Regions from separate parts of the Homo sapiens genome. Here all the other regions are linked to region 2. Evidence: read pairs that join two places in POLR2A ChIA-PET (ENCODE). Cell type or tissue: GM12878. All regions are shown on one strand.

The links. Peaks named below come from ENCODE experiments on the same cell type or tissue, not always from the same donor. Only the 100,000 strongest peaks of a DNase experiment are listed, where the experiment ranks them.
Region 1: POLR2A ChIA-PET joins it to region 2 with 5 read pairs; 4 of 35 experiments call an interaction of 5 or more read pairs at or near these places.
Region 3: POLR2A ChIA-PET joins it to region 2 with 6 read pairs; 2 of 35 experiments call an interaction of 5 or more read pairs at or near these places.

The regions. Positions count from the first base shown.
Region 1 is chr1:12,584,551-12,588,550 of GRCh38, forward strand. The region is part of intron 1 of DHRS3 (dehydrogenase/reductase 3); the gene reads right to left. Among named protein-coding and RNA genes, the nearest start is that of MIR6730, 7.5 kb to the left of the region's middle. In GM12878, no CTCF peak of the experiment used is centred here; no DNase peak of the experiment used is centred here.
Region 2 is chr1:12,342,312-12,346,311 of GRCh38, forward strand. VPS13D (vacuolar protein sorting 13 homolog D) reads left to right here. Exons shown (of 70, transcript NM_015378.4): 42 at 588-740; 43 at 3,063-3,198. Among named protein-coding and RNA genes, the nearest start is that of VPS13D, 110 kb to the left of the region's middle. RefSeq lists an enhancer at 2,425-2,584. In GM12878, no CTCF peak of the experiment used is centred here; DNase peaks (open chromatin) are centred at 1,990, 2,420, 2,890, 3,230 and 1 weaker place; H3K4me3 peaks cover 853 bases; H3K27ac peaks cover 1,891 bases.
Region 3 is chr1:12,244,559-12,248,558 of GRCh38, forward strand. It overlaps VPS13D (vacuolar protein sorting 13 homolog D), which reads left to right. Exons shown (of 70, transcript NM_015378.4): 5 at 1-59. Among named protein-coding and RNA genes, the nearest start is that of VPS13D, 17 kb to the left of the region's middle. In GM12878, no CTCF peak of the experiment used is centred here; no DNase peak of the experiment used is centred here.

The sequences.
Region 1 (4,000 bases), 240 kb after region 2:
TTGTTGAATGAATGAATGAATGAATGACAGTTCAGGTACACAGGTGGACGGGGAAGGGAGGTGTTTTAACTTCTGTAAGAGGAGAGACCACCCATCCCCTTGGCTAAGCCATTTAGGGCCCCAGAACCTTCCACTCAAGTCTACCTGGGCGCCCCAGAGCATCAGCACCTTCCTGGCCGGGCCTTGGGTGAGGAGCAGCTTTCACAGGGCAAGGCTTCGGTCTCAGACGGAGGTGAGGCTCTGGCTGCTGTGCGCATGCCCTGCTGAGCATCCCTGTGCCAGGCTCTGTGTGTTTTTGTAACTGGGTTTCTGTAGTATGTCTCTGTAAGTGTGTGTGTGTGTGTGTCTGTGTGGGTCTCTATGAGTGTATCTGTGAGTGTGTCAGTGTGTCTGTCTCTCCGTGTGTCTGTGGGTGTCTCTCTGTATGAGTGTATGTGTCTGTGGGTGTGTGTCTGTGTGCATCTCTGTGTGTGTGTGTGTCTCTGTGTGTCTGAGTGTGTGTCTCTGTGAGTATGTGTGTGTGTGTCTGTGGGTGTCTCTCTGTGTGAATGTATGTGTCTGGGTGTCTCTGTGTGAGAGAGAGTGTGTGTGTGTCTCAGTGTGTCTCTGTGTGTCTGTGGGTGTCTGAGTGTATGTTTCTGTGTGTGTGTGTGTCTGTGTATCTCTGTGTGTGTGTGTCTATGTGAGTGTGTGTCTCTGTGTCTCTGAGTGTGTGTCTCTCTGTGTCTGTGTGTGTCTCTCTATGTGAGTGTATGTGTCTGTGTGTCTCTATGTGTCTCTGTGTGTCTGTGTCTCTGTGTGAGTGTGTGTCTGTGTCTCTGTGTGAGTGTGTGTCTGTGTGTGACTGTGTGTGTGTGAGTGAGTGTGTAGCCATGTGTGCTGTTGTGTTTCCTCAGGTCCTTGGTGGATGCTGGGAGTCGCAGGGAAGCGCGGCTGGGCACCTTCCATCTTAGGAACCGGTAGCGTCTCTGAAGTGCTGGGCTGGCGCCTGAGTGAGCTGAGTGGAGGGAATGGGTCCCTTTCCCTGGTAGGTGCTGCCCTGTGGAGCTGCCCCAGCCACTGTCCCTTCCTGGCTCCTCTTCCCCCTCCAGCCTCCTACCCTGACCCTTCTGGGGAATCTGCGTCACTGACCAGGTAACTGGCAGATACCGCTCTGCAGGCCCGCCCAGGTGGCTCCTGCCAGAATTCCCTGGAGGTGACCTGCACAGCTGACAGGACAAGGGTCCCACCCAAGGCCATCATGAGCATGAGGACTGGGCGGGCGGAGGCGGGCGTCTGAGGGTATGTGGGTTGGGGGCCTGCAGAGGGGACTGATTTCTGAGCCCTTGGAACCAGTGCGGCTGCCTCTTAGTGAACTCGGGACAGGCAGCAGCTGGGAAGGCCAGAGGCCTGGAATTTACTCTTAAGCAGGGTTTATAGAATAAGGGCTGGGGTGGCTCAACACCTCCAAGGCCTCTCCTCCTCTTCCCTCCCATCTGGGGCAAATGGTGAGCTTCTGTCCCCTTCTCTCTCCCAGTGACTGGTAGGGGGAGGCAGGAAGGGGAGAAAGACCTCTGGTCTCCGGGGCCCCGGGCTGTCCTGCCCTTGCCCAGAGCTGCTCTCAAGGCGGCTATAGCCAGACAGATTCCTCAGCAGCCCTCTGCGCTGAAGGCTGTCATTATCCGTGGTCACAGTGGAGAAAACCGTAGCTCAAAGGAGTTAAGTAACTCACCCCACGCCACCCACTGTGAAACAGGATTTGAACCCAGAGCCTTGGCCCTTTGCAGAGGCACCCCTAAGCCCCCAGGCACGGTGGGGTCGTCTGAGCTTTGAGGGTTCCACTCTCCTCACATGCAACCCCACGCCCCGCGTTCATCCCCACCCAGCCAGCCTTCTCCTGCTTCGTCTCCTCCAATGTCCACAACAGCCCCGTCCATCCAGCACCACACGGACAGCCGGCTATGGGCTGGGGTGGTGATCCAACAGAGAATGAAGCAGATGTAATCCTACTTCAAGGAACCCACATTCCAGTGGGGGAAGACAGAGAAGGAACCAGAAAACAGTCAGTCACAAATGACAGTAAGTGGGATAAAGAATAAACAAGAAAACCTCATTTGCATCGGGGAATTGACAAGGTAGCCATATCATAATTTTAAAGATAAGGAAACTGCAGTTCAGAGAGGCTAAGCAACTCGTCTGAGGTCACACAGCAACTGAATAATGGAGCTGGGATTTGAACCAAGGTCATGTCCAGCTCCACAGGCTGTGGGGATTGCACCACCACTCACTGTCCTGTAAGAGAAAGCACATCTCCTCTCTTCAAGGGGTCCTGTGGGGATTAAGCTGGCAGAAGCTGGCACCCACTAACTAACTGCTCAGTACCCACTCCCTGTTGGTATTTCCCGTGGGGAGGAAAAGCTGAGAAAATCATAGCACTGCCTCTGATACACCCTCTTCACTGCCTCTGATACACCCTCTTCACTGCCTCTGATACACCCTCTTCTGCAGGCTTTAAAATGATAAGTGACACGACATGGAAAAATGCTCAGGAGTCTAATGTTCAGACAAAAGGGGTGCAGCACTATTTGAATAAGATAATCTCAACTCTAAACTTTTTTTTTTTTTTTTTTTGAGACAGAGTCTCACTCTGTTGCCCAGGCCGGAGTGCAGTGGCGCAATCATGACTCACTGCAGCCTCCATTTCCTGGGCTCAGGTGATCCTCCCACCTCAGCCTCCCAAGTAGCTGGGACCAGAGGTGCAAGCCACTACTCCTGGCTAATTTTTATATTTTTTGTAGAGATGGGGTTTTGCCATGTTTCCCAGGCTGGTCTCAAGCTCCTGGGGCTCAAGTGATTCTCCCACCTCAGCCTCCCAAAGTGCTGGGATTACAGGCATAAGCCACCAGGTCACTGGAAGTCAACAGGCTACACAGAGATGGGTGTCTCAGGCAGGATCACAGCTGACTGTCGTTTGCTTCTTTATATTTGTATAAGCAAAAAATATCTCTAAAGAACAAGTATTGTTATTTATGATCTTAAAAATAGAAGGTGGGGCTGGGTGTGGTGGCTTAGGAGGCTGAGGTGGGAGGATTGCTTGAGCCCAGGGGACAGAGGCTGCAGTGAGCCAAGATCTCACCACTGCACTCCAGCCTGGATGACAGAGAGAGAGCCGGTCTCAAAAAAACAAAAACCAAAAAACAAAACAAAACAAAACAAAACAAAAAACAACAGAAGGTAGAGTAAAAGCTTCCCCATGGATCACTCTCCAAATAGATTCTTTACACACAGGTAATGTCACTCAGCCCTTTGGGTCCAACCCCTTGTCCCCCAGCCCCCGAGTGGTGCTCTTCGGGGGCCCTCATCCATTGGCAAGTGACTGTCTATTCACATCTCTCTTCCTGTTGTTGAGTGAGTGAGGGAGGGAGCCTGCCGGGGATCCACAGCTCCCAGTTTCCACTCACTCATTACACAGTGCTCTTGGCCCTGCATGTGCTGTCACGGCCATTTGGGGTCTATATCCTGTCTCTTAGAGGACAGGGACTAAATCTCTCAAATTCAGGTTTCTCCTGTGTCCCTACCTGGTGCCCGGCCCGGGCTGTTTTTCTCTGTTTCAAATGCCAGGGCTACTTATGGACTCCTATTCAACCTGCAAAACCCTACTTGAATGCTCCCTCAGTTCTGAAGCCTCCCTGGCTGCTCCTTCCAGCCTCCCCACAACAACAACAGCACCACCACTATATAATGGCTAAATCTGTTGAGCAGTTGCCATGGGCCAGACACTGTGCTGAGTACATGGATATGTTTTCTTCTTTAATCCTCACAACCCCTCGAGGTGGGTATGTTTACCTTCTGCATTTAATAGGTAAGCCGCAGACAGACAGTGACTCACCCAAGGTCATGCAGCTCATAAGAGCAGATCTGCCTGACTCAGGATACCCATTCCTCACTGCTAACACTAGTCTTTTTTCAACCTCCACTAGTGCACAGATGTGAGCATGCTGACTGGTGAACACCCCTGCCT
Region 2 (4,000 bases):
TAAAACGCACTTCAACCCAGATGGAATTGGGTGGAGTTTGGAGAACAAAGGAGACTTTACCTAAGCCAGGCGAGAACCTTTTCTAACAACTTTCTGCCTGTTTAGATCTTGGCTCAGCCTTCCAAGTACATGGTGGTCGTTCCAGCTGAGGTCATGAAGTGCATGGCATGAGTAACAGAATCCATTGATTTGAAATCACATTTCTCCGACCTCCCCCAAGTATGAGACTGCTCTAGAAGAGAAGCTTTTTTGTTTTAACAGTGTAGGTCTGTTAAATTCCAACTAATCACTTAAATGCCACTTGAAAAAGTCATGCCTTAATTCACATGTACCAGATTCTACTGCCTGAGGTAAGTGGCTACAGAGTGACAGCTTTCAGCTGTTTCTAAAATGTCAAATAAGTTGTGATTCAGCACGAAGATAGCTATAGTTAGCGACCCTCAAGGTCATTCTTTGTAGCTAGGTCATGCAGCCTTTTATTGCTGGGAATTGAGTTGTGAGAAGGTTCTGCTCTTCTGCACGGGGCTCCTGTGAGAGGGAGCTGGGAAGAAACAGGGACAGGCTGATGTCATCTGATTTGGTTCCAGAGCTGCACTCTCTCACAGTGGGAGTCCAGGGGTAGTTCCAGAAGGGAACGGAACATTTCTCGATGATACTCACAATGTTAGTGAATGGCGAGAAGTCCTTACAGGTGAAGAGATTCCCTTTGAATTTGAAGCAAGAGGAAAGTTAAGACACAGGTAAAGTATGGTTTATTCTTTTCTTTAAAAAAAAGAAAGTGGATGTAAGTGAGGGTCCCTAGTGTTTTGTCTTTTTACTTTCCTTATAAATGATTTTATTTTATTTTATTTTATCTTATCTTATTTTATTTTATTTTTGAGACAGGGTCTTCTTGCTCTGTTGCCCAGGCTGGAGTGCAGTGGCACGATCTCAGCTCACTGCAGCCTCTGCCTCCTGGGATCAAGCAACTCTCCTGCTTCAGCCTCCTGAGTAGCTGGGATTACAGGGATGCTCCACCACACCTGGCTAATTTTTTATTTTTAGTAGAGATGGGGTTTCATCATGTTGGCCAGGCTGGTCTCAAAATCCTGACCTCAAGTGATCCGCTTCGGCTTCCCAAAGTGCTGGGATTACAGGTGTGAGCCACCACACCTGGCCCCTTATTAATGATTTTAATGTCTTCTTTTTAAAAGATATTTCGTAAATCAGTGTTTCCTTTTATTATTTTATTTTATTTTATTTTTGTAGAGATGAGGTCTCACTGTGTTGCCCAGGCTGGTCTCAAACTCCTGGGCTCAAGCAGTTCTCTCACCTCGGCCTCCCAAAGTGCTGGGATTACAGGCGTGAGCCACTGCACCCAGCCTCCTTTTAAAAAATAAAGACTTTGCTGCCATCTTGGAAATACATGTCTTTTCATTAACTATCCATTTATTTGACATATGAGGTGATAACCTGTGTGTTTCACAGAATTTGGTGGAAACATAGACATATCATAACCCTCAAGTTTATTGCATCTTGGCCTGATTTTCATGATGGATTGGTGATATGGTATTCTTAAAAGATTCTCAAAGCATGTTGATTTCAATTTTAATTTACATATATGCCACGTAGTACTTTTAACAAGCAGCTAGTTTCAGGACTCAAAGCTAATAAGAAGACAAATTCTGATTCTAAAAAGAACTGATCTGGGGAGACTGCTAGCTGATGCATTCCTGAAGTACCCATACTCAAAACTGGAATGAATGTGAGAAAATGTTCTATCTGATTACTGAGAGATCATAAAATATCCAATAAAGTGTTGTATTATTTACAAGTATTTTTCTATGCACAGGCTATCCAGTGGATATGAATAGGTTAAGACAGCATTTGAATAGGTTAAGATTTAGTATTTGAGCCTCATATTTGTTTTCAAGCTGAGCTGAAATTGAAGAGATTGGCTTTAGCTTTCTGTAATCATGTGCTTTTTGTGGTGCTTTCAGTTCCTGAGTGTAAACTTGCTCCCAAGTCAAGCAGGTTTCCTTTTGCATAGCTTTGGTACCCACACACATTATTCCCAAGAAGCAAGAGTTCTGAACGTGTGGGTCTCCAGGGATTTTATAGGGAAAAAAAAAATCACTATGCTGGGCACACATGTGCTTGGAAGCCACTTTAGCTTCCAGGTAAGAGCAGTGAGCATTTTCCTGTTGGTCCCCACAGTTCTTGGAGAAGCTAACTACAGAACTGTTGGGAACATTTCTGGATAAGCCCATCCTCTGTCATATCAGAAAGGGTTTGACCTCTTTGTCATTTCTGTTTTTGTTTCCGTATTTCATAATCCATTTCAGGTCCCACTATTCTGCTTGAATTCTTCAAAATAAATGCCTTTTCTGGCTTTTTCCCCTTTTGGCACACTGCACCCCACTCCTTGCCTCCCTCCCCGCTTCCTGTCAGCCTCAAATCTAGTTCCCCATTTCACTTCTGGCTTGAATTAGGCAAAATCTAAAATAGAATTAAATGTGCAGTTTCCTCCTGTTCCTCCTGTTCTGCCCACTGCCTTCTGCTCCAGTTTCAGTCGAGCACAGGAGCCCTGAAATGAGCGCTGTGCCTCTCCTGCCCTGTCTGTAGTCACGTAGGGCTGGAGCCAAACAACTGCATGTGGTTCTGAGCGAATTAGGATTTCAACAAAGGAACCAAGAATAATTTTTTATGCATTTCCAAGAGTATGGTTATATGATTAAATCGCTACTGCATTTTTACCACCCCAGTGACATCATTATATAGGTTGGGGTGAGGGTTGGTGGGGGAAAGACCTTGGCTCGTGTTTAGGTTTTGCGTGGTTTGTACAATGGAGGATAAATGCCACTCTTACTCAGTCAAGCTTTACAGATCTTGCAGTTTGTGTTGTAAGTGTAAAACCCAGTTAAACTGTGCTCCTGATTTCCCTTGCATTAGGTAATCTCCAAAAGGTTTAGCCAACTGGGTTTTTACATCATATGTACTAAATCAGATTTGTGTCTTTGCTTCTACTTTTCATCCCTTCTGGAGATTGTGCCTAATATCTTTTTCTTTGTTCTGCCTGACAGACACACCCATGACCTCCGGATTCATCAACTGCAAGTGAGAGTAAATGGCTGGGAGCAAGTGAGCCCAGTGTCTGTGGACAAAGTCGGGACCTTTTTTCGATATGCAGCACCAGATAAAAATTCATCTTCCTCTACGGTGTGTGACATTCAGGAAGTCAGATGGTTAAGCGACTGTCAGGAAGTCAGATGGTTAAGCCTGTAATAAGCTTACTCTAATGAAACTTTCTTGTTCTTTCTTTCCCCTAATTCTAGGACTGACTGGGTCAGTCATAGGCATTGGTAATCAATATGTAGATAAGCCAGCCAATGGTTAGTTTCAGTAGAAAAACAAGATTTAAAATCAGCAGTAACACATTTCCTCACCTCTGTAGATCCATTTCATGCTAGCTGGCCTGACTGGCAGTTTACTAGTCTGCTGAACCTGAGTCTTGTTTTTATTTCACATATTGTTATGCTGTCCATATACACTGTGTTTTTAATATTTCTTATAATGCAGCACCTTGATCCTTTTACTCTGTGTCTCCAAATCTTTCTCTGTGGCACAAAGAGAGATGTCCACTGTCGTTTATTTTCTGATCACACATGCTCTCACATACCCTTCCTGCCTGTAGTCCCAGTGGTTGGAGGGACAGCCCAGGAAATGATGCAGGTGGCATCCCTGACTTGTACATGCAGGTGGAGGCTGACATCCTGGCTGACAGAGCTGCCATGGGTCCTCTTGCCCCATCCTCCTTCATACTTCATGGAACACTTGCACTTATTTTTGGGTAGCCAGTAGTGAGGTGGAAATGCAGACGTGCAGAGATATTGCAGCTTTCTTCATGAAAAATATTCTTAGAAAACACTGTTGCACAACTGTCCATTTTTACTGTTGCTCTTGTGCCCCAAGTTTCTTACAAAAAAACAAAAACAAAAACAAAAACAAAACCTTTTCAGGA
Region 3 (4,000 bases), 98 kb before region 2:
AGTCCTATTGGTATTCAGTTACCGCCTCCGTAGTTACAAGGATTGTGGAGAATATTGAAGTAAGTCCTGCTGACTTTTATAAAAGTATCAACGTGAAAGGGATTTCTCAGGTTTAAACGTGTTTCTCCTCTTAGTTTCTCATTTCTCGTGGGCTCAGCTGATCTAGGGTGTAGATGGGGCTGGCTGCTCAGGTCTGCCCTTTTGTAGGCTGTGCCAAGAGGAAAACCTGACAAGCAAGTCCTAGGCTCTGTGGCAGACACAGAGTTTTCTTGTTTCTGCTGGCATGAGGAGGAGTTTTCACATCTCTTCCATTTCACTTCCCGCACTTTCTTTTTGAATGTTGGAATCCCACTTGCTCAAGGATTTATGGCCTAAGAATCCAGGTTACTTGACCTTGATGACTGTATGGTTTCAGGGTAAATCACTTCACCTCTCTGGTCTCAGTTTCTTCATCTGTAAAAGAGAGAGGTTGGATGCCTGGTCTCTAGTTGGTTACATAGTGAGTTGTGAAATTGCGAACAGCTCACTAAGATACCTAACCTCTTGCTGGTGTATCTGGTGGCAATTTGACGAGTTACAGGACTGGGGCTGTTGACCTTGCCCATGTTTTCTACTTCAATTATACTTTTGTTTCATCCTCAAAAACTTGATCAGGGTCCCACTAATTTTCGTGAATGTTTTAAGAGTTTGTCCATACTTACTACCTCTAGAAGTTTCTTGCAGTGCCAATGTGACAGAGGCCAAATGTGTTCAATGTATGTCATGTTCCCAAAAATTACAGTCTGAGGTTTTTGATTTCGTAACTTTCCTTTGACAAACAAATTTATAAAATATTAGTCATTATTTTCATTTTATCTTAGTTTAAGTAGTTTTATTGAGATATAGTTCTTATGCCAGAAAGTTCAGTCTTTTAAAGTGTACAATTTAATGTTTTTTAGTATATTTACAAGGTTGTGCGTTGGTCACCACTAAATAATTCCAGAACATTTTTATCATCCCAACAGGTAGTCACTGCCAAAGCTGGGCTTCGTGGCATGTACCTGTAATCCCAGCTACTTGGGAGGCTGGGGCAAGAGGATGACTTGAGCCGAGGAGTTGGGCTGCAAGGCTGTAGTGAGCTATAATAGTGCCCCTGCACCCCATTCTGGGCAACAGACCAAAACCCTGTATCTTAAAAAAAAAATAATAATTTAAAAAAGTAGTCATTGCCAATTCCCCTCTGCCTTCAGCCCCTGTCAATCACTAATCTACTTTCTTTCTAGATTTGCCTATTGTAGACATTTCATCTAAATGGAATCATGTAATATATAGCCTGGCCATTTTCACTTGACATAATGTTTTCAAGGGTCATCTGTGTAGTAGCATGTGTCAGCACTTTATTCCTTTTTATGACTGAATCATATATTCCATTGTATGGATTGTCAAAGATTAAACAAAGCTGGACCTCAGAGCAATGAAAACAGATTTTACTCTGTAACTACTGACAGTAGAGGAAAGAGCTGAGCTCCAGGCTGACTTGTGTGGAGGTAGCTGGGCCTTTTAAAGAGAGCTTGAGGGTGCAGGGAGGTGGAGTGAGTGGGTACTCAAGTGAAAAATTACAAGGCGTTGGTCGCTGTGAATGTCATTAGGCTAACTGTGTCCGCTGGCAGTGATCAAAGTTAGGATTCTATCCTCCCTCAGACTGGGAGATTGAGCCTTACCCTTCCTGATGATTACATTTCAAAGGAGTGGCTTTCAGGTCCTTAAGAAAGACACTCCTGAGCTGTAGGAGATACAGGTCGAGTATCCCAAATCTGAAAATCTGAAATCCTCCAAAGTTTGAAACTTTTTGAGTGCCCACATGATACTCAAAGGAAATGCTCATTGGAGCATTTTGGAGTTTGGATTTTTGGATTTGGGATACTCAGCCAGTTAAGTATAATGCAAATATTTCAAAATCCCCCCCAAAAATGAAATCCGGAACACTTCTTGTCCCAAGCCTTTCAGATAAGGGATACGTGACCTGTACATATACATCTCTCAGAGAAATGTCACAGTTGAATTGCTCTGCAAACCTATAAACCCTTTTCAGTAAACGTGCTATAAGAAAGGAAGGTCAGGGGCCTGTGTCAGGTGTTGTCTGGAATAAAGGGTACGTTCTTTTGATAGTCCTGAGCTTTACCAGGCAAGAACTCAGTAGAGGACTGTGTTGTCCCCAGGGACATGGCCTCGGGCTGCCAGAAGCCATATTAAAGTTTGGTCAAGTCTCTTTGGAATGGAATGTTCTTGCTGAGAGTCCTTGCGTTTCTCAGGACATACGACATTTTGTTTATTCATTCATGAGTTGCTGGACATTTGGGTTGGTTCTCCTTTTTGCTATTACGAATAATATTGCTGTAAACATTTGTGTATAGGGTTTTGGGTGAACATGTTTTCAGTTGTCTCAAATAGATATCTTGGAGTAGAATTGAGGAATTATGGGGTAACTCTGTTTACTTTTTGAGGAACTACCAAACTGTTTTCCAAAGAGGCTGCACTATTTTACGATATCACCAGCAATGTATGAGCATTTTGTTTCTCCATATCCTCATCAACATTTATTATTGATTATGGGGCTGGGCACGCCTGTAATCCCAGCACTTTGGGAGGCCAAGGCAGGCGGATTGCTTGAGGTCAGGAGATCGAGACCAGCCTGGTGAAACCCCGTCTCTGCTAAAAATACAAAATTAGCTAGACATGGTGGCATGTGCGTGTCGTCCCAGCTACTTGGTGGGGAGGCTGAGGCAGGAAAGTCGCTTGAACCCGGGAGACGGAGGTTGCAGTGAGCCAAGATCACACCATTGCACTCCAGCCTGGGCGACAAAGCGAGACTCCATCTCAAAAAAAAAAAAAGCCTGCAGAAATGGTGAGATAGCATTCTCTCTAACACCATTCAGGACAGAAAGAAAAAAATTAAAAAAAACCCAAAAAAAACCCAAAAAAAACAAAAACAAAAAGCAAACATTTATTATTCATTGTGTACTAGTGGGTGTGAAATGATGATCTTGCTATGATTTCGATTTGCATTTTCTTAATGGCGAAGGATACTGAATATTTTTCCGTGTATTTACTGGCCACTTGTGTATCTTTTTTTTGGAGAAATGTCTATTTGAATCCTTTGCCACAATTTTTTTTTTTTTTTTTTGAGACGGAGTCTCCCTCTGTTGCTCAGGCTGGAATGTGGTGGCGTGATCTCGGCTCACTGCAACCTCCGCCTCCCGGATTCAAGCGATTCTCCTGGCTCAGCCTCACGAGTAGCTGGGATTACAGGCCTGCGCTATCATGCCTGGCTAAGTTTTGTATTTTTGTATTTTTTTTTTTTTTTTGAGACAGTGTTGCTCTGTTGCCCAGGCTGGAGTGCAGTGCAGTGGCGTGATCCCGGCTCACTGCAAACTCCGCCTCCCGGGTTCATGCCATTCTCCTGCCTCAGCCTCCCAAGTAGCTGAGACTACAGGTGCCTGCCACCACGCCCCGCTAATTTTTTGTGTTTTTAATAGAGACGGGGTTTCACCATGTTGGCCAGTCTGGTCTCTAACTCCTGACCTCAGGTGATCCGACTGCCTCGGCCTCCCAAAGTGCTGGGATTACAGGCATGATCCACCGTGCCTGGCCATCCTTTGCCTATTTTACAAATCAGTTTATCTTTTTATTGTTGAGTTATAAGAGCTCTCTATATATTCTGAATACCAGATTCTTATCAGATTTGCAAGTACTTTCTCCCATTCTGTGGATTGTCTTTTTACTTTCTGTTATTATTATTATTATTATTATTATTGTTATTATTAAGACATAATCTCACTCCGTTGCCTAGGCTGGAGTGCAGTGGCACCATCATACCTTACTGCAGCCTCCATCTCATGGGCTCAAACAATCCTCCTGCCTCAGCCTCCTGAGTAGCTGAGACTGCAGGCTCGTGCCACCATACCTGGCTATTTAAAAAAAATTTTTAGTAGAAGTGAGGTCTTGCTATGTTGCCTAGGCT